2 separate regions of the Mus musculus genome follow, and region 1 is linked to region 2. The links are chromatin loops, found by intact Hi-C in ENCODE. Cell type or tissue: left cerebral cortex. All regions are shown on one strand. Links, peaks and the distances in the headings refer to the core of each region. The heading gives the core; the rest is flanking DNA.

Evidence for each region. A loop is a pair of places that touch in the nucleus more often than their neighbours do. Peaks named below come from ENCODE experiments on the same cell type or tissue, not always from the same donor. Only the 100,000 strongest peaks of a DNase experiment are listed, where the experiment ranks them.
Region 1: a loop joins it to region 2, with 5 times the contacts of the local background. A loop is called at or near these places in 6 of 42 quality-filtered maps.

The regions. Positions count from the first base shown.
Region 1 is chr16:95,694,075-95,710,153 of GRCm38, reverse strand. It overlaps Ets2 (E26 avian leukemia oncogene 2, 3' domain), which reads right to left and starts at 7,747. Exons shown (of 10, transcript NM_011809.3): 1 at 7,510-7,747; 2 at 3,662-3,733; 3 at 271-382. The coding sequence starts at 3,733. It overlaps Gm31989 (a long non-coding RNA gene), which reads left to right and starts at 9,306. Exons shown (of 4, transcript XR_876298.3): 1 at 9,306-9,955; 2 at 13,079-13,138; 3 at 15,977-16,079. In left cerebral cortex, for the core only: a CTCF peak has its summit at 8,238; DNase peaks (open chromatin) are centred at 7,789, 8,187, 8,647, 8,973 and 4 more places; H3K4me3 peaks cover 4,111 bases; H3K27ac peaks cover 3,077 bases.
Region 2 is chr16:95,797,035-95,813,113 of GRCm38, reverse strand. Gm32130 (a long non-coding RNA gene) reads left to right here and starts at 10,770. Exons shown (of 3, transcript XR_876302.2): 1 at 10,770-10,886. It overlaps Gm41509 (a long non-coding RNA gene), which reads right to left and starts at 15,018. Exons shown (of 3, transcript XR_876300.2): 1 at 14,680-15,018; 2 at 12,631-12,887; 3 at 6,265-7,910. In left cerebral cortex, for the core only: a CTCF peak has its summit at 8,688; DNase peaks (open chromatin) are centred at 10,478, 10,707, 11,824, 12,670 and 1 more place; H3K27ac peaks cover 1,140 bases.

The DNA of each region.
Region 1 (16,079 bases), core at 3,381-11,380, 100 kb after region 2:
GCTCACAGGTGGGAACTGCCTGTGACGACACCAGAATGACCAGTTCGCTCACAGAAGAAGAAAACTGTCTTCTCCCAGACCCCAGGCTTCTATCAGACTTCTCATACCCAATACTCAAGATATTGATATTCTTGGCTAGAGAATGGTCTATCTCTATTAACTGATCATGTCTTTATTAACCAGAATGGTCTATCTCTATTAACTGATCATGTCTTTATTAACCCGATGCCGAGGGAAGCCATGCATCTGTCAGGGTGGAGGACAAATTACCATGGGAGACAGAATCCAGGCCCGTGGGCACTTCTTGGAGTGTCTGATCTTCACTGAGAGAAGGGAGCACAGCAAACAGAGAGCCATCGAAGGTGTCAAAGGCTGGCTGGCGCTGCGGAAAAGAAAAAGAAATGCCACGTGAACTCACTTGACGGCGTGCTTTCTTAGTGGTCCAAGTAACCCTGCCATGGGTCCTGATGACATCAGCCATTCTAAGGTAACATAGGCCAATGACCTCAAAGTAATCCAAACAATTCTATCTCACTCCACACTCTTTAATTAACCTCATAGGGCCTGATGGCCTGGAAGATTATCTTATCAGCACAATCAACTTAATAAATGAAATACATCTAAAAACAGCAGGATCATAGGGCCACACTGAGAGGTCTTCAGAGAAGACCAAGACCTCTTTCGTCAGATTGGGTGTGTAGGAAAAGAAAAATCTGAGCTGACACAGGGTTTTGGTGTCATGCAATTCAAATAAAAAGCGAAGGCTGGGAAGAAACGGGAAATCAAAACAATAACAAGCTATTTTTATCTTTGAATAAAATAAAAAGCTCCTTTGAAGTATCTACCACTTTAAGGGAGGGAGGGAATTCCTCCTCGTCACACACAGTAGTTCAGACAATAGTAATCTGTGAAAAACAGCCTTAATATTTTCCATGATAATAAAAAATAAAAAACATTGCAGGGAAAAAAAAAAAAACCCAAGCAAAAAGGGGTTGGGGATTTGGCTCAGTGGTAGAGCACTTGCCTAGCAAGCGTAAGGCCCTGGGTTCGGTCCTCAGCTCTGGAAAAAAAAAAAAAAAAGATTGCAGAAGAGAAACTTCAACCACAGGAAGGCTTTCAGAGGAATCTTTAGGAAGAATTGGATACACACACCAAGCCCTGGAAAGTGTGGCCTGCTGAATGAGCTCACAGACTCCATGTTTGCAAAACAGCAGCCCTGAATGGGAGGAGCGTGAATACGCACCGGGCAAGGCTGGTCCACCCCAGCCTGGTTTGTTTAGGAAGCGCAAAGAAAAGCTCTATTTCCCAACATAATCTGGAAATCCTACTTCGTGTGTAACACAATGACCCGTGTGTTGAGTCACGGGCGAATAAAATGTGTAACACATTTACAGATAAGTCAGCCCGACACCGGGCCTTCATTCCAGAAACGCAGAAGAGCGAGTGACAGACCTGTTGTTGCACAAGAGGGCAGACAGGCTGCCCGCCCCAACCCCAAATCCTCAACCCCCCGGGACTGCCAACTACCTGGGAGGACAGGCCCACTGAGAAACGTGAAGTACTCTACCTAGGATTTTTATGCAGGTATTTTGGGTGAAATATTAAATAGATGTTAACAACAAACAAACAAAACAAAAACAAAACCCTCCCCCACGCACTGCTTAGGCCTCTAGAAAGTGTCTCTCTGGAAGTTCTTTCTTTAAAACCAGGAAGTTAAAGAACAGTGCAAACCCTTGCTACACATTTTTCCACACAGACTCTGACAACCAACGTCTTCTCCGAAACCAGACGTCAGCACCAGACGTCAGCAAGCTCTTTCAGTTTACAGAGGGCTTTTTTTCCTTAGGGGTGTGTGTAGCTTCTCCATAACACTAACTCCTTATACCATTTACCATTTCTGCCCCACTCAAGGCACATGACTAAATCAAACAGAAAAGCGGGTGCCAGGTTCTGCCTCTGTAGTTTACACCAGACACATAACCTTAAAGACGGTTTAGGGAGCTGGGGGAGTGGGGGAAGGTGGGGTGGGAAAAGAGCTGGCTAGGCACGCATGAGTACATGCATTAGGACCCATGCAAGGCTGCACAGGGGACCCCTGGCCTGTGACGCCAGTGTGCTGGGAAGGGAGGCAGACAGGAGAACCCCCAGAAACTTGGGGCCAGCCAGCAGAGAGCAAGAGACCCTCCCTCAAATAAAAGGTTAGGCAAGAGCCAACACTAGAGACTGTGCTGTAGTTTAGTAAGCCTAGCACTAGGAACGTAGATACAGGAATCCTAGACAAGACTAGCTTGTAAGCCACAGGTTCAGTGAGAGATGTGGTCTCAAAAATAAAGTGGAACGAAATATCGAAAGACACTTATCACTAGCCTCTTTACTACACACACACACACACACACACACACACACACACACACACACAGAGACACACTATATTCACACACATATACATAGACATCACACACATATACAACCCCACACACACACACCACACACACACACACACACACTCACACACCACACACACACGCACACCATACACACACACACACACACACTCCACACACACACACATACACACACACACCCCCCCCACACACACACCATATATACACATATACACAGGCATCACATACATATACACCCCACCACACACATACCACACACACTCATACACATACTCACACACCACACCCACATGCGCACCATACATACACACACACCACACATACACAGCACACACATAGCCACTACACACATAGCCACCACACATATACCATACACACATATACACACACCACACAAACACAATTATACACACACCACACCCGCATATATACACATACTACATACTTATCTCACACATACACACACACACACACACATAAACACACACACACACACACACACACACACACACCCTTACACAAGAAATGACCAGTTTATGCTACAAGAGTGTTCCAAAAGGATGACAACATGTCACGGCCACAACAGGGGAGCCAGCTCTGTCTTTAGTCTGTTTGGGGTTTGCATAAACAGCCTTGAGCTGCTGCAGCAGACAGAGAAGGCTCCCTCTAACCTGGTGGGTGCAGCCCCTCCTGATGAAAGTAGCACAAGATGCCTATTCTTCAACTTCTTCATGTAAGTTAAACAGCCTTCCAGGAATGATGGTGCTGACTAGTGAAGACACCCAAGGCCAGGCCCGGTGACCTGAGTTCAAATCCCAGGACCTCCACGGTGAAAGTAAAGGGAGAACTGACTCCCACAAACTATCCTCCTGCCTCTGTGTGTACATCATGGCGCATATGCACAGACACAAATAAACAAAGGCAAGGAAGTTCAGAAACAGCCCTCTTGATCAGCCATGATCTGTCTTTCCAGCTGTTTTCTTTAAGAATCATGGGACTTGGTTTTTTCCCATTTGAAAGGAACTTCAGGATGAACTCATCTGCAAATGAACTACTTCTATATTTTGGGGGACAGGTACAAATAACATCAAGATACCCATTTAACAGCACAGAAAACTGAGGCTCAAAGAGAGGAAACAATTTCATCAGAGCCACATAGCTAAGATATCTAAAACCATGATAGCTTTCATGGGGGCTTTCTCTTGATTATTGTAGTTTCTAAAACCGTCAAGATAATTTAGATAAGAAGCACATACCTTGAGTGTCCCACGAAAACTGTTGGCGACAGGGGCCACTTGGTCCATGTTCTTGATTCCAAAGTCATTCATCTTAGGAAAAAAAGTGAGACAGAGTCAGAGGTTACCATTGAAGTACAGTTTTGATGGTGGCTCAGTCGTTTGTTTGTTTGTTTGTTTGTTTTTTCAAGACAGGGTTTCTCTGTGTAGCCCTGGCTGTCCTGAAACTCACTCTGTAGACCAGGCTGGCCTCAAACTCAGAAATCTGCCTGCCTCTGCCTCCCAAGTGCTGGGATTAAAGGCGTGCACCACCACGCCCGTCCTTGGCTTCAATCTTTAGCCAGACAGAACACTGCCGGTGGCCAACGTCCACACACTCGGATACAGGAATTCTTATTTAAAAGGGATCCAGGCCAAGCAGCTCTCAAGGAGAACAAGATCTGGGGAGGGGTCCCACTGAGTTCCACTTCGATGTGAGACTCCACAGGCTTCCCTGAACCCTGGCGTAGCTGAGCGAGGAGGCTGTGCTACTCATGGTAAACTGAGGTGAGACCTCAGGTGGTGCCAAGAAGGGCCACAAAGCCACCATCTCCTGTCTACACAGGGCAGTCAATTTAGCCTGGCCCTAGTAGAAGCCACAGAGGGGTCCCTGCCTTGGAAGCTCCCATGGGAGTCAGACCAGCATACACACACACAAACCCACTCTTCTCTGAGCTATACAGAAGCATGGCCCTGAACCTCCAACCCCTCACACTGTCCCAGATCCTGGGCTCTGATTATGTGATCTGAGAACATCTCTCCTTGGTGGGTACCACAGTTTTGCATTTCTTCGTGAAGCTAGACCTTGCTTTAATAATGGGGCTTATATACCAGAGCTGGGCTGACCAACCAAGCAGCCACCAGCTGGCCACCTGTGGCTACTGGCAATGAACATGGCTACTGTGAAGGGAGACAGGCTCTGAGAGAAGATACACATAGATCTCAAGAGCCAGTAGGAGAAAGATGTCTCAGTCCTTTGGATATTTACTTTGTGCTTATATAACGCTGTGAATACATTAGGTTGACTGAATATAGTAAAATCGATTTGATCTGTTAAGACTATTTTGAGCATGTTGAAGGAAAACAAAAAAACCAAAAACCAAAATGTGACCTGCAGTGGTCTGAAAAAATTTTCTGGAGCCCTAATATGACATGCTAAATGAAAGAAGGCCCTTCAACAATATCAGAGAGCGTTAGACAGACCCAGTCACGGAGCCTCATTTCCACACACCAGAGATCACCATCACTGGACGGCAGCTCTCCGTCCTCCAGGCTCCAAGCTACAGAACGGGAGCCTTCGATAGCTCCATTGTGTAGAGTGTCCAACCCCCAGCCACCACCACCACCCCCTTGCTCTCCTTCATGGGCACCCACCTGCTAACCACACACAGTCACTAAAATTAGCAGGCAACTGATAGAACTCACTAGAGGCAGCAGATAGCATAGTCTCAAAGAATTATTTAACTTGCTTTGATCCCTCTGTCTTGTGTTCTTTTTATAGTCAACATTGTGGGCCAATGACAGATGGCTTAACAATTTCCTAGTGAATGCATACTCGCATGCACACACCGACATGTGTGAGTGTACACGTGCACACACTCACACCTTGATAAAAGGCCACAGAGCAGAAAGAGGCCTTAAGGGAAGGCTGCTGGGAGCCCAGACATGCAGATCAGGGTTAAAGCAGCCCAGAAAAGCTGAGGGGCCTTGAAGGAGCCACCATCCTGGTGATGTCACAGCAGGGACTGTGCAGTCTCCAGAGCGGGGACATTTCTTCAGGTTCTCCCTTGGTATATTATCCCAGCTATACCTACTGTGGGTTCAATATTCCTCACAGACGAAGACCACCAGGACAGCATGCCTAGCTCCCAATGTGAAGACTCAAGTCCCACTTCCTCACAATCCTCCTGAGAGTCCAGGTTCCAAATGTAAAATCACTTTATTCTGAGGCAACTGAGGACCGGTGACAACTGAGTCACCGGCCTAGACTACACACTCCTTTGGGGGTGTCTGTGGAGATTACGCCTCAGATCAGTAGGGCCTTAAATCCTGACCATGCCTGAGTGGGCTCTCCCTACCCCACCCCACTGAAGCAGAGAGCACACAAATATGAGCAAACCAGGCCTTTCTGTCACACTTCAGTCCTGTGAAACACTCGCCAACTGAGAACTTCATGTCGCCTACTTGGATGGAGTCAGCCCTGTAGCCTGTAACCTGTTGACTAAACACAAGCCTCCCGCAGAAAACCAGCAGCAGAGGCAGAGGTGTCCACGTGGTTCCTCCAGGGCCTGTCGGACAGTGCTTTCTGTTGCCCCAGTGTACAGACACTCGAGGACTTCTCTGTGATTTTTCGCTTCTGAGATGGGCAGAGAATAGCTTCAGAGGTTGGGGAAGAGCTCCCCTGCCTTTTGTGTACAAACAGGAGCAGAAAAGGGAGGCTCCCACTCCCACATAAATGCTGTAATTACCGGCTGCAGAACAGGGTTCCTTTGTTGCCTGGCTTTTAATGAGTTTTGTAAAAAAAAAAAAAAAAAAAAAAGAATGTAGAATTAAAGCCCTCCACTAAATGGCTTCAGGCAGACCCACGGCTAATCAAATTTAAGTTCATTTATCCGACTGGATGTGCTTGCTAACCCCTGGGACAAGTCAAGACTCTAGATAAATCAATTTCAAGTTTAGACTTTTTGGTACTGGTGATGGGCTAAAAAAAAAAAAAAAAATAGTAACAAGAAATGGGAGAAAATGGCAGAAATGTAGTAACTGGGAATAGTTAGGTTTTTAAACAAGAATTTCATGGATAACTGTATCCTTAGTGGAACAGGTAATCACTTATATAAGAGAGCATGAGTTTGTATTTAGATAAATTTAGGTTAAAAAAATAAAATAAAAGGACAAAACCCTTTGAAGGTTGGTTTGCCTTTTGCTTAGCAATCAGTTTAGAGAAATGAATGACTAATTCCATATATGAGAGTTTGGCTATTTCCCTGTGGGATGCACGGTGTTCACATTAACTGCACTGCGAGATTACTCAGATTTTAATAAAAGCTTAACACTGAGATGTATCTCCGGATTGGCGGTGGTGTAGGCAGGCAGATACCGACAGGAGCTTCCACAGCGGGAGCAAGTCTCTCAACTGGCGAATTAAATGACTCCTCTCTCCAACCAGGACTGCTCACCGCTTTACTTTCTAAATAAGTAGCGAGTCAACTACTATTTTAGGCTCCCCTGAAATTGAGTGCAGGCTAGTACAAGTCTTATGAGATTAAATAGTAAATTAGAAAAAAAAAAAAGTCAAATACGCAAACGCTTCAGGTTACCCCTTCATTCATATGCTTTAAGGAGAAAATAAAAGCAGAGCAGCCACCAGCACCCCTACTTGGACCGTATCCCGTACTGGCTTCCCAGGGCCCAGGGGAGCCCAGACCTGGCCAAGCAGGTGACACGTTCCCGGGAGCCGCAACTTCCCAGGTGTTCCATGATCCGGACACCCCCACATCCTTCCAGGCCTAGCGCCTCCCCAACTCAAGTCACCCCGAACCTGGGGCTACCTCGGCCACCTCTCCAGGTGCCTCAAGCCCTCTCGAGAAACGCAGTCGCGCACCCCGGGCAGGAACCGCACGGGGCGACCACTGGCTTCCCCAAAACAAAAGCGGTCTGCCCGCGCCCTGCCCGATGCCTGGGTCCCCCTCCGAGGCCACTGGGTGCCTAGGAACCAGCCGGAGCGGCTCTGGGGCGCGCGATGGCCCGGCGGGATCAGGGGCCGCCCGCACTACACCCCACCCCGGGCGGAGTCTCTGCTGAGGACCATCGCGCACAGGGGCCGCTCTTACCGCGCCGCAGCAGGCAGGGCCAGCCGGAGGGCGGCGGGGAGAGGAGATCGCGGCGGTCCCGGCGCGCAAGGCCGGGCGAGACGAGGCCGTAGGGCCGATCCGGGCGCGCGGGGCCGGGGAAGGTGGCGGGGACTGACGGGCCTCAGTGGTGTCCACTCTGTGCTCAACGCCGCGGTGAAGGAAGTAACCAGCCCGATCTCCTAGCCGCGCGCTCTTCTGGAGCTGGGGGAGGGCCGGAGGGAACCGGGGGAGGGGACAGCAGGGGTGACGGAGAGAGCGCGGAGGAGGAGCGAGCGCGAGGCCGGCGTGGGAGGAGAGCGCGCTCTGGCAGCGGCGGATCCACGCTGCTCCCGGGCCCTTCTCTGCGACCCTGCAGCTCGCTGTCGCCTGCCTGCTGGCCCCTGCTCCTGGAGCCCGGTTCGGGCGTTATGCCCAGGAGGTCCAGCTAGAAAGGCAGGGCCGTATCCGCCCGCGTTAGGCTGTCTGCAGGTCCGAGCTGGGGGCCCTGTTGGCACTTGGGTTGGGTGGTTAGGCTTCTGCGGTGGAGCCTGCCCTGTGCTTGGAGCTACGTGTGGGTCCTGATTTCTGGTCCTTCGTCGTGAAAGACTCATACGTGGGGTTAGGGAGTCGCAAAGTGGGCGGGTGGCGGAGTCGCGAGTGGAAGAGCAGAACGTGGCGCAGCCGCTTGCCTCTGGAGAGGCCCCTCCTACTGCCTCGGTGCGGATGGCGCCCCCTAGGGCTGAGCCGAGTCTCAGCGCCGACTTGGCCGAGCACTTAGGCGCCATCTATTATTAGTCTTAGTAAATCCTTCAAGGCTACTACTGTGTTCTACTTAACATGGTCTACGAGGTCAACTACATGTCAAGTCCAGCGTGACTCTCCCAAACTCATGGTCAAAACACAAGCCAAAGAGTGGTTTCCTTTTTGGTCAGAAGGCGTTGAGTCCATGGTTGGAAACCTGTGGGATTCATCCGTAGGCACAGGTGTACGTTGAATATTATTTCGTTCCTTCTCAAGTTTAGGTTGTTACCAGAGATGGCATATGAAATTGCAAATGGCAAGCTCAGGCAAGGCCACGGGACTGACGATTGGTACATTACAAGGACAGCCTTGCCGGGAAGGGAGTGGAAGACCCCAGCTTCTCTGGTACCGCAGGGTTCCTGGTTTCCATGGCAACTCCCCATCTGAAATTATTGCCAATCAAGATACTATTACACCTGATACTTCTCTCCAGTGTATCACCTTTGCAGGAGTCAAGGCCTAATCCACTAAGCTAAAACAGCTAGGTCCAGAGGGAATTGATATTTCCTCATGGCTTCTCAGTGTGTATTCAGGTCCAGACCAGAGAACCCAGGTCAAGGAGGAACTCCATAAATAGAAGAAAGAGTCCCTGTCCCGTTACCATGGAGACACGGAACAGCATATGCTAACTTAAAAAAAAAAAAAACATAGCAGAAGGTACTGACTTGTCTGAAGGAGTGTGTCCGTTGGCCCTATCTCCCTGCAAGTATTTTCACGCCTTGACCACGTATCTGAGAAGCTTGGTACACACAGTGATCTCTTGAAGTTCAGATACCCAAAACAGGACTGTTTCCTTCCATCACTTCTGCTCCTGAGACCGTGGGCATTCGAGGACTCCTTTGGTCCACAAAGGCCTTATTGAGCCAAGCCTCTCAGGGCTGCTCAGGCTGATGGCTGGAGGGCAGCTCTTGGTAATGCTGAGCAGAAAAGCTACAAAAGAAGTTAGTACCCAAGTGTCACAGCACCCCTGTCATTAAACTTTGATTAGCTGATGAAGCAAACCTGTAAAAGAATTTATCAGCAGGGCTGAGAACTTGGTAGGGACGGGCTCTAAATTCCTGAATAAGTTTTTCTAAACTCTCTTTTAGGAGCATTTTAGGAAAATCTCTGGGGGAAAAAACTGTCATATACATGAAGAGGAAGAAAGGTATTCAGGAAAGCCACCCCAAACCTGTCAGGTCTGAGTATGTGGAAACCTAATGTAAAACAACAGCGGCTAGAAGCACGCATGGCAGACCAGCGAGCTCTCACAGACGTCAGGCACCTTTGTGTTCTGCCTGGCCTTCTGGAGGAGGCAACCTGGATCCCAAGCATAAGCTAGACAGGCCTCTGCTTTGTGGTTGGCCCACCTCAGCCTTGATCAGTTACATACTCAGGAACATAACAGATACACATTTACCTTTTCTGTTTGGTTCCCCCACCCCTTCCTCTTCTTGGGTGGTTTCCTAGTTACTGAGCCGGAGTTAAAGCCTAGCCTGGCTGAGCCCTGTGATTATTCATTGACTATTATGGCTCGATTCACAGGGAAGCTGGGGCCTTTCTGCAAATTGAATCTAATAAAAGCGCACTCCTTCTGCTCTGAGATCAAAAGTCAATGGCGTTAGGAGGAAATGGAGGCTGGGGAAGGCTCGTTGGCTTGGAGCTGGTAAGGAGCTGGTAAGGAGCGAGCAGGTGGACTGTAGGGGGTGGGGGGTGGGAGCAGCATGAGGACAAATGTAACCAACCCTCCTCTGAACAGAAGGGGAGACAATATGAAAGAGCATATGAATTACCTAGAGAGTGAAATGCAGAGTTCTTTAGGACCTGGGCATAATTATGAAACAATGATTAACCCATTAAGTCATCCTTTTCAGAAACCGTGCATCCCAGCCTGCTGAAGAGCTGGCTGTGTTTACCTTGTGATCTGGCTCAAAGGCTCTATCTTGGGGGGTGGGAGGGCGGGGTCCCAGCTCCAAGTTAAACATTTAGTCTGAGGTGTACAATATTCACTCTGCAAACACGGTGTGAGGTGGAGAGGACAAAAGGAAGTGGGGCTTGAGTGCCTGCCCCTTGAGGTTGGATTGTGGGGATCACACACAGAGTGGAGCCCTTTGAACCCAGAGGGTGGGAAAGCAGAGGCAAGTAAGGGCCTGGAGTGTGTGGGGAGGTAGAATTACCCCATTTTGAGTATGGCCTGGAATGCGTCATGGAGTAGTTAACTGATTCACAAATCCCACTGGTGTTGGGGTCAAGGAACAGATAATGGCAGACTTTCTAACCCCACGCCTTTCCAAACCAATCCTCTCTCGCCAGTCTGTCGGCCTGCACGGGTCCTGGGAATCTGTGTGACGTGGGAGCTGGAAGTCTCTCCAGGTCCCACCAAGGGATCCCAATGCCTGTCAAGGCCTTAGGTCTTCCCTAATGTCAAGATGGACAATCCTTGGGAAAAATCTTTTCCCACTGTCCCTCTAGCATGTTTTCTGCTGGCCTGAGGCCTCTTGTGTCTCTCAGGGCCCTAGGCATGAAGACAGACAGACTCCTTGCGTGGAACCTGCTCTCCAAACCTCTAAGGGCAGCTGTTGGGTCACATTGCCTGGGATCACCCTAGCTCAGCCTTCTGCTGGTTATCCAGCTGTGGCCCCTGGGGCAAGTGTCTGTAGGTCTCTGGTCTGAGGTCCAGCCCACAGAACAAAGGTGGTCACACAATGAAATGAAAATAGGGAGTATCATCAGCCATTTCTCTGCCTAGGTAGACTTGGTCTCTGCCTTTCAGGCTCACCCTTCATGGCTGAAGGCCCAGGCCTCACAACCAGGAATGCCAAGACCATTGCTGTCAAGAGAAGTCTTGGTTTCTTTGATTTTCTTGGCTTTGGTAGTTAAGAGAAGCCTGGAGTTAAATCTGAATTTCGAAGCTTGAAAACTCTGCAGAAGCAGTAAATAAGGCCAATACTCATACTTACAGAGAAGGAAACTGAGGCTGAAGGAGGCTTGGCTCCCTGCTCAGGGACATTGGGCAGTTTTCTTGCAGGACTGGGCCACACCCCTGGTCTCAGTGCTATGCTGTCCACTCCGCCATCACCCTACACAGCTGCTTCCCTTATAAGGCTACGGCTCCATTCTTGAAGTGCATCAACTGTTTTGAAAATCCACCGTGGTATTAACCTGCAGGGTGGTGTGCCTTAGGCATGTCTGAACAGCTAAATTCGTAATAAGGACCCATGGTATTTGTAAAATTGATAATCTCTAAATAAATGTGTCTGTGCTGAGTCAGACCTGTACAGATATATGATTTGTAGGGTTTTTTTTTTCTCCCCTTCTGAATCAAACATGACTCCTACATTAGCTCTGAGCCACCAGGATCGCTGAACCACAAATAAACTAAGAGTTGTTCACGATCCAGTCAGACCTTCCAGCAAAATTCAGTCTTTGACATACCTCCAGAGTCAAGACAAAACCTGGATTAAGGTGCGATCTGGATTAAAGACCTAAAGGATAATGTAACAGGCTTCAGTAGGCGTGGAGGAAATCATTATGGCAGTGGGATAGTTTGGTTCCAAGGCTTGAAAGCCAGGTGCAATGGGCTGGAGAGATGGCTCAGCGATTAAGAGCACTGACCACTCTTCCAGAGGTCCTGAGTTCAATTCCCAGCAACTACATGGTGGCTCACAGTCATCTGTAATGGGATCTGATGCCCTCTTCTGGTGTGTTCAAAGTCAGCCACAGTATACACACACACACACACACACACACACACATATATGTGTGTGTGTGTGTGTGTGTGTGTGTGTGTGTGTGTGTGTGTGCGTGTGTATGTGTAGATATGTACATATATATACACATATACATATATATGTGTGTGTATATATATATATATATATATATATATATATATATGAGTATATATTGGCATAAACTGATGTGGAAGGGGGTAGTTCAGTTGTTTGCTGTGGTTGTGGAGAACTGGACCCAGAGAATGGTTTACAAACAGTGAGAACTCAGGTCTCCCAGCTCTGGGACCTGGAAGTTTAAGATTAAAGCAGAGGCTTCAGGGTTTTGTGCTGCCTCTGAGGAGTGGAGACTCCCCTCGTCCTGGGACATATTCTAAGATCATGTCTGTTCCAGAGTAGCGGAGCTACAGACCCCGGTTTCTACAGCAGTAGAGTTTCCACTCCACGTGCTTTGCTCCAGTTGCAAAAACAACCATTTTTATCTGTGTGTATTTGTGTGTCCAGTGAGACCAGAAGACAATGTTGGATCCCTTGGGGGGTCATGAGCTGCCTGATGTGGGTGCGGGGAGCCGAACTTAGGTTCTCTAGAAGAGCAGAAAGTGCTCTTAGCCCCTGATCCATCTCTCTATCCCACTGCTGCCTTTCAACTAGGAGGAAGGCCAGCGTCCTGTCTGAGCTTTCAGTGGGGAAGATCAGCAGGCCTTTTCTTCAGGAAGAGTCTCACAGAATGCTGGTGTTACCTCAAGTCTCCCAGCAGGTGAACATCCTTTGGGATGCCAGCATTTACTTTCATTCGCCTTTTATTGCCATCTTGAAAATCACAGATTTTGAACAATTCCCATTTTGTTCTGGGAATTCAACACAGCCCTAGGAAGGGCGCCATCCATGGTACAGGAAGCCAGCAGTCACTGCCCCCCCCCCCCGGGGTGTGTGTGTGTGTGTGTGTGTGTGTGTGTGTGTGCGCGTGCAGTGTGTGGTCTCTGCTGCAAAGACAGTCTCACTGTCTCCTTCACAGTCTCTCTCCATTTTTTTGTGGTCAATTATCCCATTTCTGTTTGCAGGTACATGGGAAGTTGCTGGTCTGAGTGATGGCTGAATTGTGTAGGGTGTTTAACACCACGGTAAGGACATCATATATAGCTCCATGTCTGTTTCTTGAACCAGCCTCAGTTGGGGAGGAGGAGGCAAGGCCATGCTGATAGATAACCCATCCAGCCCTTGCTTCAGCCTGTAAGCCCCATCCTTCCTGGCAGAATCAGGAGTAGCAGAGCCTCTTCCAGACACTTGGCCACCCCAAAATAGCTGGGCTCGGTGTGGGAAGAGACAAAGGAAACCCTCTCCCGGTGCTGAGCCGGAGCATATGTGCTTCTCGGTAGCAAGTGTGAAGACTGACTAAACTTAGCGAGTGTGCCTCCCAAGTCTTCATCTCCATCCCACCCTTCAGTGTCTGTGTCAGAAGGAGTGCACTGCTTCCCTGCCAAGAACCACCTGCTTGCTGTACTTGGGGGGGGGGGCGGGGGGGGGGAAGCAGGCATCTGACATTTAGAAAATGACTTTTCAATGGAACTTGTGAATTTAAATTCTTCTACTCATTCTTCTCGAGACTTCTAACAGAGGGACTGTGTTAGATCAGCCAGCCAGCCCTTCCTCAGCTAAGTAACTCAGAGGAAAAGCCAGAGTTCTGGGAGACACCATGAGACCTGGCTCTCCATGAGGCCATTTGGCTCATCTCCTCCCAGAGGCCTTCTCCCACTTCAGGCTGTTGTTCTGGCTTCAGTACAACCTCCCTCCTCCCCCATCCACCCCACCCCCCACCCCCCAACTGCCAGGCAGGAGGCTTCCTTGAGCCTTTCTCTCCCAAGACTCCACCCCCTGTCCTTACCTGCCTTCTCTCTCAAATCCAACCTAGCTAAACTGAGAAGCCACCTGGTGATTGTCCCAGGCTGCTCAGTGACACTCTTTCAACTTAATTGACTACATCTTGTGAATTCATTTATTTTTATCTAAACCCCTGACGCTGTTTAATACTCTTTATAGTCCCGACTGTTTGTTTTGTCATGCGGGAGATGGGACCTTGCCCTTGTCAGGCAGGTGTTCCTCAACAACATTTCCTAGTCCTTTCTTTCAATTAATTGATAATTAATTAATTAATTAATTAATTAGCTAATTGATTATTTTATCATGTTAATTAATTCTTTGTCTTTCCAGCATAGATCTCATTCCATTAGGGCCAGAATTGTGTCTGGTTTGGTATTACCTTTCTGCAGCGCTGGAAAAATTTCCAACACAGCATTTAATAAATATCTTTGGAATGAATCTCCCCAATTAATTCTCAGCATGGCTCTTTGTCACCTTTCAAATGTAAACATGTTGGTTAGCAAGCACTGGTATATATTAAAGTTCCATTGGTTAAACACACACATACACACACTATGTAACATCAGTCAGTCTGTGTGCTGTTGCTACAGCGAGGTGCTGGAGACAGAGTAATTAATAAAGGATAGACTTTTATTAATTAAGCCCATAGCTGGAGAGGTTGGGAGCATGGTGCTGACATCTGGTGAGGTCTTCTTCCTGCTTTGGAGGGGGGAGGGGTTGTTTTGGATTTTCTTTAAATGTGTTATGTGTGGCTGCTAAGGCCATTTCTATTCAAGGACATCATGACTGCAAGCATCTTCCCCTGTATCCTGTTACCCTCCCCTGAGTCCTCTGGCTTTCTCCCATTTGACCCTTTTTTTCCTCAGACGGTTTCATATCAGATGTTTAGCATAAGCCTTTATGGCATCTGGGCATATGTGACTGTATTCTTTCTGTAACAGAGGTGCCACAAACTGAGAGAGGCAGGATGCATCATGCAGCTCTCTCCCACAAGCCTCTCATTCCTCGTGGTCCCACTTTGATGACCTCATCTAATTCTGAAAAGCTCCCAAAGGTCTTTGTGTATCCTCGACATGTGAATGCATGGGTTAAGAGTATAGACGTGATGATACTTTGCTAACTGGTGACAGAATTCTCGTTTTCATACTACTTTGATGAATCAATTAATTTTACATTAACTTAATGTGTGTGTGTGTGTGTGTGCGCGCGTGCACACACACGGACATGCTTTAGAGTGCATCATGGCATACACATGGAGGTCAGAGGACAGTTTGTGGGAGTCATTTCTCTTCTTCCACCATGTGGGTTCCAGGGATTAAACTCAGGCGGTCACACATGATGATAAGTGCTTTTACCCACTGAGCCAACTCATCACTCCCATCCTTTATATTGTGTTTTTAACACTCCTGGTCACAGCGTTCGGTGACATTGCTCTTTGGGAAGGTGTCACCATCGCCAGTGTAAGTTCCAGAGCCTATCCCCGAAGCTCCAACACTAGCTCTTGAGTTTTCCTCTAGAATATTCTCCCATTCACACAGAACAGAGCTTTAGGTGTGTTCGGACCAAGACGCCACCCCTCACCTCTTTTCCTACGGTAGAAAAGGCATCGTCACCCTAGTCTACGTGAGAGACGTGGTGAGTGACTCAGTGGCCCTTGGCTCTGTGCTCTTTATACAGACATGGGAACAGACAGTGAGCTGCGACTCTGACCTCAATGTGCTTTGCAGAGGGGACAGCTTCCAAGCTCTTCCTGTTGGCGGTCATTAGAAGCCCCACAAAGATTTGTTTTAGAACTTGGGAGTCTAAACTGTCTCAGCCACGTGACTAGCACGAACACCTCAGATGTAACCAACTGCCAGATATGTACTCCACCGTGGTTAGGTTGGACCCACAGTCACTCTCTACAAAGGATGGCAAGTGCGATCCTGAGGGGTAAAAGGGATGGACCCCACCCCGGGATCTGATGCTTAGGAGTGTGGTCTTATTTGGATAAACAGAATTTGTTGTGACAGCAGGTATCCAAAGATGAGGCCACCCTGGGCTACTATGACGGGTCCTGACTCTGATAATAATATCCTTAGGAGGGACACACACAGAAGCATGACACAGAAGAGAAGGCCAGCTAGAGATGGAGGTAGAGATTATACTGATGCAGCCACAGCCAAGGGATGCCTGGGGCCACCA
Region 2 (16,079 bases), core at 5,520-13,519:
GGATCCATGCTAGCACTGCTGCAGGCAAGGATATTATTTAATTCAGCACAGCTGATGGCCATGATTCTGTGATCATGAAGCACTCAGCTGTGTTCCGCAGGATATAGACACGTTGGCCTAGTGAATGTGAGTTACTGGTTCCATTCAAGCACCTGTCCGTTTTTGATTCTCAGCTCCTGCACAGGATGGAGTCCTCAGGACATAACTGTACTAGGTTCCGCTACAGCGTTTACAACTTAGTTTGTAGGGTAGACCCCTTGGCCATTTTAAGGCAAATTCCCCTCTACCTATCAAGAGTGTTCAAATGTGCAGTGCAGTCAGAGTAGAGAGCAGCCTGGCAGCCTGCTGGAGGAGATTTGGTAGAGGAAGCCTGCTAGAGGACTTGGATCCACAGTGTCACTGGTTTTCTTTTTCACTCAGCCACTAAGTTGCAAGGTGGAAAAGGAGAAAGAAGCCCAAGCACACTGACTTTGTTATTTTCTTTGTTTGAAACAAAAAAAAACAAAAAAATCCCAGGCTAGCCTCCATCCTGCCATCCAGCTTCTGCCTCTGCTAGGATCATCAGTGTGAGCTACCGTGCCTGGTTCACTCTTGGTTGGGAGTAAAATGTCTATGACTTGAGGTTTACCACCTACACAGCTAGGAGCACAGCAGTTGACATACATCCTACTTGTGTGGCCTTCTCTGTTCTCTGTGTCCGGTTACTTTCTGTCTGTAAAACTAAATTGTGGGCTGGAGAAATGGCTCCGTGGTTAAGAGCACAGAGCACCGACTGCTCTTCTAGAGGTCCTGAGTTCAATTCCCAGCAAAAACATGATGGCTCACAACCATCTGTAATGGGGTCTGATGCCCTCTTCTGGTGTGTCTGAAGAGAGCAATGGTGGTGTACTCATATGCATAAAATAAATAAATAAATCTTTAAAAACAACTAATTTTTTTCATCAAGCAGTTTTTCCTGGCTCTCTTCCCAGCCCCCAGGGAGTTCTCAGCCCCTTGGGAGGGGTCTCTCCCCCAGACCCCGGGAGTCCTCTTCCCCAGCCCTTGGGGGTCTTTCCCCCAACCCCTTCCCCCATGGCCCTCTCCTCAAGGCCCTGAAGGCTATCCTTTTCCTCTGCTTCTATAAATCTGCAACCTCCAGATAGCCTGCAGAAGGGAATCGTGTAGCCTCTGGCCTTTGTGACTGACTTCTTTCCCACAGTCATGCACCTAAGTCCCATGAGCTTGGGCATGTGTCAGATTTCCCTTCTTGACCAACCATTCTTTGTTGGTATGAATTAGTTATCCATGTTCCCAATAGTGCACAATTGGGTCATTTTCACTTCTATGTTATTGTGAGCAAACACTTTTTTTTTTTTTTTTTGGATTGCTACATTTTGTTTTTATTTTATATTTTGTGAGAGGGTTTGGGTCTGTAGCCCCAGTAGTCCTTGAACTCACAGTAATCCCCCTGCTTCAGCTCCATTTGAGTAGTGTAATTGCAGTATGAGCTACCACTTCTACTTTCTACAATATTTTTGGCCAAGAGGGAGTACGTCTTTTGTTCACATGAGCAGAGCAAGAGGCTCCAATTCCAGAGTCACTTGCTCCCCGCCCTGTTTCTCACTCATTTCTCTTTATTCCTGCAAAAGGATGTTTCCTCTGCACTAAGATACACAGCAACTATTTGCCCAGCAAATGGCTCAGTACTTTCCTTCCCTACATGCAGCACGGGATCTGTGGCTGGCAGGAAACTGGAAGGATACATGCAGGTGTTCTTCCCTCAGAGTTCTATGAACACAATGCCTGCGGGCACCGGGCCAGCTTAGTGTTGTGGCTCAGTCGGCAGGCATTGAGGTCACAGTGCCCTGGGTCCCTGAGCCTCTGTGTAGACACAGCGCACATAGGGAGGACAGACATAGGGAAGGAAGATGCCAAAGAAAAGCAAGGCCCTGCATCAGCCGAGCAGTGTTTCTGTTGGATACTTTGTTGAGAAAAGGAAGACTGTGGGACTCTTGGTGATTCCAACCCAGCTGCCATGGAGCTGGTGTTCAGAGTTTATTCTCCCCAGCCAGTTTCTCTGTTCTCTCATAGGGCAGAGCCTGTGGATTGAGCCCTTGTGAATATTAATTTGAGGAGCTGAGCTCTGCGTGTCGGTGCCCATCATCAGGAGCCCTGCTCTGCATTCTGCTTTGTGTTCCTGGGTAGCACGCATCTTAGTATATACTTCAAATGAAGTCATCTATTTTTGCTTTCTTTTTGTACCAGCGGATGGTACTGGGGATAGATCAGGACCCTGGGCATGCCAGGCAAGCGCTCTGCCACGGAGCCACAGCTGCACTCAAAAGTCATCCATTTCTGACCAAGTCGGTGGCAGCTTCACTGTATTCCAACCGCCTTGCAGAAGCAATCAGTGCCACGGGCCAACGTGCAGATTCTCTTCATTATTTGGTAATGAATGATGATGACATGTCAGTTTTTCCTCAAGTTGAGATTAAAAAGCAGCATTTCCTCAAAATCCAGCAATGAGATAGTAGAAAAAGAGAGGGTATTAGGACTCTGTCTCCCTCCTCCCTGTTCCCCTTTTCCCTCCTCCCCTCCTACTCCTCCCCTCTTCCTGTTCCTACTTCCCTTCTCCTTTCCTTTTCCTCCTCCCTCCTCTTCTTTCTCTTCCTCCTCCTCCTCTTCCTCCTCCTCTTCCTCCTCTTTTTCTCTCCTTCTCTGTTCTTCTTCATCATCTTATTCTCTTCCTCCTCCTCCCCTCATCTTCTTTTTGTCTTTTTTTTTTTTTTTTTTTTTTTTTTTTTTTTTTTTGAGACGGGATTTCTCTGTGTAGCCCTGGCTGTCCTGGAACTCACTTTGTAGACCAGGCTGGCCTCGAACTCAGAAATCTGCCTGCCTCTGCCAGCCTTCCAAGTGCTGGGATTAAAGGCATGCCCACCACCGCCTGATGCCCACCACCGCCTGATGCCCACCACCGCCTGGCTTCTTTTTGTCCTCCTTATCCCCCTCTCCTCCCTTCCTCTCCTTCTATAAGTCGGCTCTTTTGACCACCCTGGGATTTACTGTTCCTATTATCATCCAGTGATAAGAGATACCAAGGAGGGGCTGGTGAGATGGCTCAGTGGGTAATAGCACCAGACTGCTCTTCCAAAGGTCAGGAGTTCAAATCCCAGCAACCACATGGTGGTTCACAACCATCCGTAATGAGATCTGACTCCCTCTTCTGGAGTGTCTGAGGACAGCTACAGTGTACTTACATATAATAAATAAATAAATAAATCTAAAAAAAAAAAAAAAGAGAGAGAGATACCAAGGAACAAGGTTTACAGGGTGGATTTAAAAGTTGTGCTTTCTATCAGTATCTTTTAGAAGTCCCTAAAATACCTCCTTAGCAACAATTTCTCCAAAAGAGCAGGTGCCGCCACGGTGAACTGAGATTTGGCAGGCAGTGAGGTCCTCTAACATGCAAGCCTGAACCAATCCACATTCTCAATGGCTGCTGGCCGGGCAAGGTGGTGGCACCAAGGCTTGTCACACCTCTAAATCTTCTGGTAGCTTTGCTGTTGAGAACATCACCAGACGGTGACACGAAGCACCATTTAGAAGGTCATAGAAACCGGGTGGTCTTGGTCTCGGAGCTGCTGAGTGATGAAGCACACAGAGACCGTCACGGTGGGGCGGCTGTGACATTACTTTCCATGAAGGCTGAGTGTTGCCACCAGGTCATCCTGTTCGCTCCACAGGCTCTCCTCACGTATCATGACACGCAGTTTCTAAGCTCACGTTCACACAGCCCTTACAGCTAACCTGAATTTGTGGGAGACGTATGAGTCAAACTATGAACCCTGTGGGTTCGTTCACATAACAGCTTATGTGGGTTTCGGTTAGACGATAACAGAAAGGGTTCTGGAGGAGGGGAGCCGAGAGGCCTGAGAGATGACCCGGGAAAGTCTCATGGGGCGGCCAAGGAGGACTGAGCATCAAGGGAGGAGAGATTTGGAGAGCAAAAGGCAACAGGGAGATGATCATTATCTGGCTCTGTGAGAGCGAAACCAAGTCACCCAGTGACCTACCCGGCTTCCAGTCATGAGCCAGCTGCCAGGGCCGAGGCAAGCTACCTTGCCTTTGTGCCCAGTTACTCAGCTGTAAAATCTCTATGTTATAGTAGATAACCTAAAGAATTGAAAACAAGGCTCAAACGCTCACATAAATGCACTCACAAGGGGAGGCGCTTGTTTGCGGCACTGGTAGAGGTAAAAACAATGGAAACAGTCATGAGTGAGCAAATTAAACAAACACTCTGTGTGGACAGAACACAGCCACAGGTGAGGGCTGGTGCTCTGTTTACAGATGGAGAGCATGTAAGCAACCATCTCATGAGGCTATAAAAGAACTAAAAGCCCCCACTGCAGTGCTTTAGAGTCAGCACGGTGCTGAGAATTGCCCTGTGCTGTTCAGGCTCATAGCCTGTTCAGGGCTAAACCATCATTCAGGCCAGGGCTATAGTGGGCTATAGAGCCACACAGTTCAGGAGTGTAACGAGCCTACCCCGTCCTACAAGCTAGAGGTGTCGTGAGCTTTACTATCCGTCACACAATTCAGTACCATAGCGGGCTGTAGAGTCACCCAGCTTAAGAGTGAGGCAGCAGGTTTTATAGTTAGCAGGTTTATAGTAGGCTGAACAGCCATGGAATTCTGTTGTGTAGCGGTCTTTGAAGTTCAGATCTGTTAAATGTATTCATTTTTACTTCTGTGACAAATTTGCCTAAGGATACGTTCCTCAGAACATACTCAAGGTACCCAGCAATGTGTAGAACACGGTAGAACGCAGAGAGGAAAGTCATTACATGAGCTACATGCAGAAGAGCCCTGGAAACGCAGCGATGATGGGATGTAGTAAGACGGTATTCAGATAGGAAAGGGGTGATGATCTGATACAAGCTGCTTGCAGACAAATCCTGAAAACATGGGCTAATAAGCGAGGATTCCAAAGGTGACAGGTTGCCTGATTCCGCTTACATCTGACACAAACAAGACAGATCCATATGAACAGCAGCAGGTAAACTGGTGGCCACTGGGCTTCAGGGATTGGTTGTTCAATGCTGTGGGCATCTTCTGGGGGTGACAAGGATATCTTGGAACTAGATAGCAGTGGTGCTTCAGCCGAGAACTGGCTGAATGGTGCTGAACTTGGGGTGGGTTGGTTTTCTGTTGTATGATTGTTACATCAGTCAGGAGAGATGCTAGTCTATCTGAGCACTGCAGACTCTCTCCATGGGTCCCAGGGAGTTCTCTGAGCACTGCAGACTCTCCATGGGTCCCAGGGAGTTCTCCTCTGAGCACTGCAGACTCTCCATGGGTCCCAGGGAGTTCTCCTCTGAGCACTGCAGACTCTCCATGGATCCCAGGGAGTTCTCCTCTGAGCACTGCAGACTCTCCATGGGTCCCAGGGAGTTCTCCTCTGAGCACTGCAGACTCTCCATGGGTCCTAGGGAGTTCTCTGGAGACTCCACATGGGGAGGGGTCTCAACTGCCTTGCACCTACCCCCTGTGGTTTTCCACATCTCTGCTTGAATTATGTAATGCCACATGCAGATGGGCTTTGGAATGGTGAGAGATAAGCTGCTCTCTGTGTCTTTTCCAGGTGGGAAAGTCTGCACTTCTTTAGGAACTGGCCAGGTGTCACTTCTCTATGTCACCTGCACTTCCCTGGGTGATGGCCCTTCAAAACCAGAGAGATCGCTGGCCTCTTTCACAGAAGAAAGTGAAGAGCATCCATTGGTTGGGTGTGGGGATGTCTTGTAAGTGGGGTGTAGATTCTCGTGATGTGGATGAAGAAGAGACAATCTGGAAACTCCAGAGGACGCAGTCATCATGGTGGTGACTGTCCGTCACTTTCCCAAGTCCACCAGAAAGTGAGGGTGTGAGGTTTGGGAAGAGTTTGTGAAACCAATGATCAGAGACAGGACAGCTCCCTGGATGGGCTCATGTAACCCTCAACTGCCATCTCCTCATGGTTAAAATGAAAAGATAGAAATCAACCAACTCTGTGGCATGTATTGGCAGTTTCTGGACATGGTACAATCAAAAGACCATGTAAGAAGCCGTGGAATCCCAGACTATCTCCTGTGACGTACGGCTACATACGGCTTCCTGCTTCTGTGGGAGTCACTCCTGGTAGCATTTCTGACCCAGGAAGACTTTTTCTACTTCACTTTGAGATCAGAGTTGAAGCTCAACTTTTGGTCCCATGATAATCAGTTGTTTTTTTGTTTTTTGTTTTTTTGTTTTTTTTTAATAAACATGATCCAGGCACTGAAGCACACACACAGACCTAGAAATGCAGTATTTACTGAGGTGGTGTTTCTGGGCCGTGTTCAAAGGATACTTGGCAGGTGTGCGTAGCAAAGGGACCCTAAATGTCACATAAACCAGGAGGCAGGGCACATTGCACAATGTACCGTCTCTATTGCCTGGCTGTCATAAAGTGACTCCTTCCGGGATGGATGTGTGCCGTCTCTTTCATCTGTTATTTGACTAAATGATGAAAGTGGCAATTAGGTTTTCATAGGCTGTGTTTACATAACTTCTTTTTTGAAAACAAAAAAAAAGAAAAACAAAAAACCAAACAGTGCCAATGTATACAACCAACCGTCGGTATATTTACATCTCCGGGGTGGAGTTAAGGCTGCTTTGTGGTAAACATAAGGAAACTCACCATGCTGGTTTCTCTTTTCTTTTCTTTTCTTTTCTTTTCTTTTCTTTTCTTTTCTTTTCTTTTCTTTCTTTCTTTTTATTTTTTTTCCAACCTCAAATGAAGTTTCCCATTAACCAAGAATTTTATTGGTTGGTTCATTCTTGTTGTTATCCAAATCAGAAATGAAACTTGTGTCGGGCCCAAACTCTCTTTATTGCCAGTAGAACCGCTCAGACAGAGGGTCCTTACCTCTGGGGATGAAGCTTGAAAGTTTACATGGGAAACAAACAAGTGTGGCTGTGGCCCTAGGAATGTTGACTCCAAATCATGCTGTTTCTGGGAAAGGGTGTTCTGATCCGATATCGCCAATAATCTTCATTACAAATAAAAAGGCCGTCTTTAAAATCCCAGTATCACTAAGCCGCAATTGTTTTTTGCAGTTTTACAGCTCTCTCTCTCTCTTTCTCTCTTTTTCTCTTTCTCTCCCCCCGCCCCCCCCCCCCCAGCCTCTGAGATCATCAAATTTATTGTAACAAATATAAGACAGTCATGCCATTTAAAAACAATTCAGTGGCACGTAAAACAAAGGAGTTGCCAGTACATGGAAAGTTCTCAAGAAAGAAATAATGTGTATTTAAAAATTAAAGATCTAGAGAGGGGTGGAGAGATGGCTCAGCAGCTGAGAGCACTGGCTCCTCTTGGAGAAGATTCAGACTCATGTCCCAGTACCTACCAGGCAGCTCACAAACTGGCTCTAGCTCCTGCTCCAGGGGATGTGACACCTTGTCTTGTTTCTGAGGGCATCTGTGAGTGCCCCCATATACACTGGGGGTGGGGGAAGAGGGAGGAGAGGGAGAGAATGGGAAGGGGAGACTATTATTACCTATACTTTGTCAATCAATGAATACTATTCCCTTGAACACAGATAGCGTCTCTGAGGCCTTGAGTTAGGTTTTGCATGGGGTAGAAGACACAAGTCACCCAGTGCTTCATGAACCTTACAAATTAGATTCTTTCTCGGTAGTGAAGGGAGGGGGCTGAAGTCCATTCTGAGGTCAACCAGAACTCTGGATGGAGTGACAGCATTCAACAGCGGGGCTCGGCGCTGATGCTCAGGTTGACGGTTCCCCTTTTCAAGGCAGTAAGACTTCTGTTTGTTCCAGAATCCAAGACTGCCCTGGAGATTCTCTAGTTGGAATAAAATCCACGTCTGGATCAGCTCTTCAAGTTCAAGCTGGGGAAATACAGATGTGGGATTAGACAGACCTTGCCAGATTCAGGGAAAGAAAATAAAATCAAGACATAGGTACCAGCGTGTCATGCAATTCTATCCAAGTACTGTCAGGCACACAGTTTCCAGTAACAGCTAGATGTTCCCAGGAAGAAGAGATGGTCTCAACCTACAGAAAAGCTGTGTCATATACATGCGTTCCTACAGGTTGCCTGCACTTCACTGGACCGCAGAAAAGCAGGGTTCCTCTGGGTCATACAAGGACACCCATAACATCATTTGTCTCTCTTGTGCAATAAGTTGCCCGATAACACCAGAAAGAGCTTAGAGAGATGTTGCATTGTCTAGAACAGTGGTTCTCAACCTTCATAAAGCTACCAACTTTCAATACAGTTCCTCACGTTGTGGTTACCTCCAGCGATGAAATTATTTTGTTGCTACTTCATAAAGGTAATTTTGCTACTGTTATGAATCACAGTGTAAATGTATCACATCCAGGATATTTGATATGTGACTCCTGAAGGGGTCCTGGCTCATAGGCTGAGAACCGCTGGTCTAGAAGCTGACCACTGGAGAGCTGGGCCATGTTTGCTCATCCTGGTTGGTCTCTGAGGACCTGGGTGGAGAAAGAAGAAGGAGCAGGAAAAGTTCCTTCCCCAACTCTAAGAGGCTCCCAATGCTCTCTGATCTGAATATTCTTTCCACCCAAAGCCCTTTGCCCCCAGTCTCTGCCTCTTCTCTCTCATGCCTGAATATCACTAGATGTAATAGACCTGTGGCAATACCTGGTATTACAGTCTCCTGGTAAGATATGGCCCCTCCCTATGTGACAGTGGGAGTGCTTGCTGCACACGTCTATGACCCTCCCCTCCACAGCCCACACCCCCTTGTCAATCATTCTTTACACTGGAGACATTGACCCCCAGGTGTTCCAGCATATCCCCCTGAAGAAGGAGGATAGGAGGAGGAGGAGGAGGAAGAGGAGGAGGAGGAGGAAGAGGAGGAGGAGGAGGAGGAAGAGGAGGAGGAGGAGGAGGAGGAGGAGGAGGAGGAGGAGGAGGAGGAGGAGGAGAAGGAGAAGGAGAAGGAGAAGGAGAAGGAGAAGGAGAAGGAGAAGGAGAAGGAGAAGGAGAAGGAGAAGGAGAAGGAGAAGGAGAAGGAGAAGGAGAAGGAGAAGAAGAAACCACCCTGGAGAGCCTAATCCACAGTATTAGTTACTTTTTGTTGCTGTGATAGGGCCACATGTCTAAAATAAATTTAAGAGGTGTTATTGTTGTTAATGTTGTTGCTGTTTTGTTTATGGTTCCAGTGGGCATAATGTCCATAACGGTGAGGAAGGCAGCCACTGCAAGAAGTCCAGCGATCACACCACAGTTACACAGCGGAAGCCAAGAGGGAGTGAGCCCAGGAAGTAGCCAAGGCTATAAGCCCTCAAAGCCCGCCCATGGTGATGTACTTCCTCCATCAAGGCATAACTTCCCCCGAACAGTGCATCAATGGGGGAAACCAAACTTTAAAATACATGAGCCTATTGGCTTTTGAATGACCATAGGAGCTTTTACTGACTCAGCCAGCAGTGTGAAGAGCCAGCATGTGCGCCTGAGACTTCCGAGGGGCAATGGAGAGAGCACGGTGGGCAAAGTGCTTGCCACACAAGTGTGGAGAACTGAGTTCAGATCCATGTAAATCCGGGTATAGAACACGCCTGACATGCCAGCTCTGGATATATGGAGAGAGAAGGATCCCTGGGGCCTACTGGCGGCTAGTTAGGCCAAACCAGCAAGTTACAGGTCAGTTAGTGGCCTGTCTCAAAACACAAGGGAGAGTGATTGAGGAAGAAACCTCTGACCTCTACACATGCATACAGATGTATATGCACACCCATTTGCACATGCATACACATACATGCACACACTCTCACACACACATGCATATATATGTGCACATATGCATGCACAAACCACATACACATACATACCACACACATCACACACACACACACACACACACACACACACACAAATAGTCACACACACACATATGCACACGTATGCACACGTCACGTAAATGCACCATACAACTTTTGATTCCGTAGTCTTCCTCCCTCTCTCCCCCTTCTCTCTTCCCTGCCAACAATCCCTTATCTATAGCTGTCTTGATAATATAGGAACTTCTGATCAATACAGAGGGTTGAGCTTTGAAGATCCTTTAATTATTTTTAGTGGAGAATAAACTCTAGGATTTCTTGGTAATGACAGTACAATAAAACTCTATGATTAAGAGATGAATCATAGCTGTTTAAAATAAATTTTGTTACAGAACCAACTGGGGCTGCTAAAATTACCTACAGTGTTCTATGTGAGTGGCCAGGAGGTACCAAACACAAAATGGCTAAAAGGGAGACATAGGCTGAGACAATATAGCCTCCTCTAAGAGGTGACACTTGTTTTCAACACAAAAATATCCAGAGGCCTGGAGGGAAAAAAATCAGCCCTGTGCAGGGTGGGCTGTGCCCTGGGGCAAGTAAATCCCAGAGGACCACAGGATGGGTGGATGGAGGCTGTGGAGGTCTCAGGCTGCAGCAGAGGGAACGAGGGAGAGCTATTTCTCTCTGCCTGGCTGCTGAGATGATGCATTACCCTGCTCTCTCGAAATCATAGGAATTACCCACTTAATTCTGGGCACATGGTGCTGATAATGTACCAATTAATGACTAATTAGGAAGATTTTTTTCCAGAACATTAGGTTCCGGGAGGAAGTCTTCCCCGAGAACCATCCCTTTCATGTCTTCTGTCTTCTTCCTGTGGTTCACAGCTCAGCATGCTTCCAGCCAGTCTGGGTTTATTTGTGGTGACTGCAGGCTGTTCCATTCACTTACTTCACAAGGCAGGTCTGAATTACTAAAGCAAGAGCCCTCATCACCCTCTGTGAGCAGAGCGCATAGCTTCCTTCCATTCAGCTTGGAGCTCTGGGATGCAGGTGAGAGTCAGGTGAGGCTGGAAGGAGAGGGAGGGAGGTTGGGGGAAAGAGAGGCCCTGCCTTGGTATCTTTGCTATCCTTTCTGAGGCAGGGGTATGAGGTCCCCCTGCTTCCCAAGCAGACTGAAATGAATGGATGAGGTTAGAGGGGACCAGGAGCCCATGCTGGTGGTGAGGATGACTTTGGATCCGAAAGGGTAAGCAAAAAGGAGAAGCTGATGTAGACTCCAGTTTTCTTGTAGAGGAAGATCAGATAACAAGTAATGACTGGTGGGAAGTCAGTGTGGATGGACAGACAGACAGCTACACCCTCAGTCACAATCTACAGCATTCACTCCTGCATTTACCCACTGAAACATACCCAGGCAGCACCTACTATGTGTCAGGCTTTGTTCCACTCACCAGCACACAGTAGTGCCAAGGAAATCCCTGTTCTCATGGAATTAATCATTTAATAATTGGATCATGCTTTAGTGCGAGAGGACTGTTGGAAGCGCCATACTATCCCGCATCTTTACTCTGAAATGCTAGCATGGTCCCTGGGCTGGGTCAATGATGTCATAGCTATTGCCCACTGTCCTTAGGGGCAGACAAGAGTAACATTATTGTCATCTGAGAACCCCTGGTTCAATGGGACAGGTTGTAAGTGAGTATGCACATAGTAGACAGTGAGAACCCAGGGCTGAGTGGACTACAGTGACAGCTGGTCTCCATGAAAGTAGGTAAAGCCCCCAGGGGCTGAGGGAAGACATGGCACTGGGATCCATGGGCCCTAGCAAAGGGGGTGTTAGGGTGTTCTCATAGAGCACAACGTCCATTCTGCTGGAGAAATAAGATGGAAAGCATTTGGAGGAAGCTACAGAGCCATATGCTGGAGCCACAGGATAAGCTGGGTGTTGGACCACTTCCCACGACACCCATCTCGCAGGCCTGTGCCTTGGGTGGGCAGCATGGCTCAGTGGGGTCTCTGCTTTGGATCTCATGAACTGAAACCTCGGAGTTGACCAGCTGAGCTCCTGCCAGGAGGTTTGGAGGAAATTAATTTCTAAGTTTTTCTGGTCGTTAGCAGAGTGCAGTTTCCAGGGTTGTGGACCGAGGCCCCCATGTTCTTGCCATCTGTTTGCTGGCTTCACCCGAAGCCTCTTGCCAGTCTGGTCCTTGCTCATGATCTCTGCCTGTCAAAGCCAGAAGGGCCTGTGAATGCTTCTCATTCTTGGAATGTCTCCAGCTTTCCCCTGCCTCTAGGCTGAGACAGTGTCTTGCTTTTAAGTTTGTAGACCCACCCAGCCAACCCATATTGAGAGGGATTATACAAGCAAACTGCCAGAGTCTCTCTTCCGTTTGTACTAATGAGGTGCCAGTGGCCAGATACTTAGAGTAGAAATGTGTATAATTGTGGACATCATGATATTAAGTTTCACTTCCTGGGCTTCTTAACCACTTACACATGAAAGCTGCATTTCAGAAAAAGGTTGTCCAAGGGCAGGGAAGAGACAAGGAAACTATGCAAGTTGAGATACAGTTATTGAAGCAAAGATCACCCAGAAGCTAGTGGCTACTAGTTGTGCCTACTAGTGTTTTGGGAATAGCCAATTGCCTTCTGGTTGGGTTTAAGGTTCTTTCCACAGTAGAAAGCCATGGATGGTACAGGGTACCTGGCCAAGACCCTCAGGCTGGAGAGGGCATAGGCCTCGGAGAGCCTACTGCTCCTGCGGTCTGCGTGGATCCCCCATGTAAACACTCACATTTATACGTGTAGACTGGTGTGGCTCTCAGATCACAAGCTTCTTTCTGCGTGGGCAGCAGTTAGTGATGTCTCTCACGCAACACGTCTAAATGCAGAGAACAGTTGAGTGTCGATGCTGGGCCTCAAGAAGAGAGAATATGATGGAGGGGCACATGACACACAGGGACAGATACTGTTGCTGTCCAGGCCACAGGACCACGAGCATGTCCTTGGGACCATCACCGGCGTGTGCCGTCGGGGGAACTGAGTCAGGTGCTGTCAGAAAGAAAAGTGTAATCTTTTTCCCACTTGGGTCCCCCAGAGAGCCTTTGCCAGTGTGTTCAGGACCCAAGCTCATCCCCTCTCCCCCACATCTCCCCTGCCCCCCATCTCCCCTGACCCCCATCTCCCCTGACCCCCATCTCCCCTGACCCCCATCTCCCCTGACCCCCATCTCCCCTGACCCCCATCTCCCCCTGCTCTCTGAATTGTCTTGTCAGCACCTGATTCTTTGGTTTAAGTCTGTATTGTCCCCAGACAAGTCCAGCAATGGGCGGTTTTGCAAATGATCTCAATGTATGTCCCTTCTCTGCCCAGAGCAGGTGTTGAAAGCCTTGTGCCCACGCTACAGGTAGGGGTGGTCAGACCCCTGGGAGGTAAGTAGATCGCTGAGGGAAGTCACTGAGGAATGAAATTAGATCCCCTATTAGAGAGGCCACTTGTCCCTCTACAGCGTGAGCTCAAGGTGAGAAAGTGTATCTATCAGGAAGCAGGTCCCCAGCAGATTCAGAATCCCAGAGGGACTCTGTCTCAGACTTCTGGCCTCCAGAATGGAAAGATACATTTCTGTTATTTACAAGTGTACTAGCTGGTTTTGTGTGTCAACTTGACACAAACTGGAGTTGTCACAGAGAAAGGAGCTTCAGTTGAGGAAATGCTTCCATGAGATCCAGCTGTAAGGCATTTTCTCAATTATTGTTCAAGGGGGGAGAGCCAGTGTGGGTGGGACCATCCCTGGGCTGGTAGTCTTGGGTTCTATAAGAAAACAAGCTGAGCAAGCCAGTAAGCAGCATCCCTCCATAGCCTCTGCATCAGCTCCTGCCTCCAAGTTACTGCCCTGTGTGGGTGCCTGTCCAGACTTCCTTTGGTGATGAACAGCAATGTGGAAGTGTAAGCTGAATAAACCCTTTCCTCCCCAACTTGCTTCTTGGTCAGATGTTTGTGCAGGAACACAAACCCTGACTAAGACAACAAGCCTCCCAGCCTGAGGCATTTTGTTACAGCAGCCCCAACAGTAACAGACTGTTGTTGTTGTTGTTATTATTATTATTCATTATTATCCACATTAAATTCATGTACCCAGGGAAACAAAGGGATTCTCATCCCCTCAGAAGATGAAGTAGGCAATTTCTGGTTCTTTCCTTAGAATCTCATCAAGTGCTATTTGGACGTAAATTTCAAATGGTCCAAACCGTGAGAAAGAACCTGCGATGGTTGCAGGTTGACCCCCTGAGAGGCAGAGCCTTCAGCTGCCTGGGTTACTGGGCAGCAGAGAGGAAAAGCCCCGTGTCACTGCTGAGTTCATTACACAGCTTTAATAACCTGTGGTGTCGCCAAAAGTAATGAATGTGACGCTGAGCGTGGGAGGGGGCGGGGGGGGGTAGGGTGGAGGTGTGAGGCAGGAAGCTTTGAGTCATGTTGCTAGGGCAACGGTGTCCATGGCCAATCAGGGGCCTTCAGGGCTGCCTGTGAATGGAGTTCTTGCTCCAAGTCCTCTGAGGTTTTGAGACAAAACCAGAGATACCAGCAGAAGAAGCGTAATACACAGGCAAAGAAAGCCGAAGAGTGAGTGAGGGAGGGAAGGACAAAACTGTGCGAGACAGATAAGCAGCTAGTCAGTTTGTTGTTGTTTTGCTTTTAAAGCTATTTTTCTTTGATGGCTTTGTTGTCAGCTCTGGGCTGATTGCGTCTCCCCCCCCCCCCCCCCGAACACCTCTGCTCTGCGTCTGAGAAGAGAGACCTTTCTCCAAAATCAAGCAAAGCAACATCCCATCCCCCAAGTCCTAACCTGCTGAGCTCAGTTCATCGCGCTCAGTTCAAGGCTAGGCTCTTCCTTACAGGCTGCTTGTACACAGTTTGTCTCCATCTGCAAGGCAGAGGAGGTCCCACGGGGCTGCCCGCGCTCCTAGCGTGGCTCCACAACGCTGCCTGCGCTCCTCGCATCAGGTCTTGAACCTTGATGAACAGCTGTGTCTACCTTTGTGTATACATGCCAGCTTGCAACAGTCCCGTCCCTTCCTTCTGCATTTCCTGCTTCACAGCGAGGGACATGAGTGTGCTTTTGGTGTTACACTATTACATGTGAACATGTCTCTGCCACAGTAGCTTTCCACCACCTCCCTACTATTGAAGTAGCCAGAAAGACCAACGCCTTTCAAATGAACAGAAACACGTGATCTTCTGAGGTAGCTTTAGGACCAACACTCACACAGTGCAAGCACAACCTCATTTTTGGGGTGGCATGAGAGAGAGGTGACAATCTCAGCTCTGCTACCCCTGAGCTGATATCTTTCCCGCAGAGCCTAGTTCACCCATCTGTGCAATGGAGTGAGTTGGAAATGCGCATCCCCCATTTCATAATGAGGGTGGTTGTGAGAGCTTGGCTATATTATGTGAAGTGTGTGTGTGTAAGTGTGTAGAGCTTGACAACCCAGTGTGGTTGTGTATGTATGTTAGTGTGTGTATATATGAGTGTGTATGTGGTGTGTATATGTGAATATGTGTATATATGAATGTATATGTGGTATTATGTGTATGTGAGGTCTATGTATACATATATGTGTATGTGTGTAAGTGTGTAGAGCTTCACAACACAGTGCAGTTGTGTATTATGTTAGTATGTGTGTATATGAGCATATATGTGGTATATGTGAATGTGTGTGAGTGTGTATGTGGTGTGTGTGTGTGTGTGTGTGTGTGTGTGTGTGTGTGTGAATGTCCCAGCATTTCCTGTAAGTGCAGACAGAGCCCTGCCTGACTAAATACAGCTGCTGCTTTCAGACTGAGTTGGGGCAATGTCTCAGCCCTACAGGGTCATATCTAAACCCAGGAGGAACCTGGATTTGTGAACTCACCACTTCCCATGCGGATGTGAACCCTATCTCTGGGAGGAAACACTTCCCCACTTGCCAGTCCTAAAAGTTATGGGGAAGTCTTAACCCCTGTGAGCCCTGACAGAGTGTCAGAGCAATTGGGAGATGCAGGAGGCTAACCTTTCTCTCAGATGTAAAACAGCTAGAGTTTGGCTTGAGAAATACACAGGGATTCCTTACTTTTGTTGCCGCTGGGACCAAATACCTGACAAGAAGCAGCTTAAGGACTGATTTTGGCTCACAGATTGAGGGGATACCACCCACAGTGGTGAGGAGGTCATGGCACTGGGGTCCTGAAGCAGCTGGCTGTGGTGCA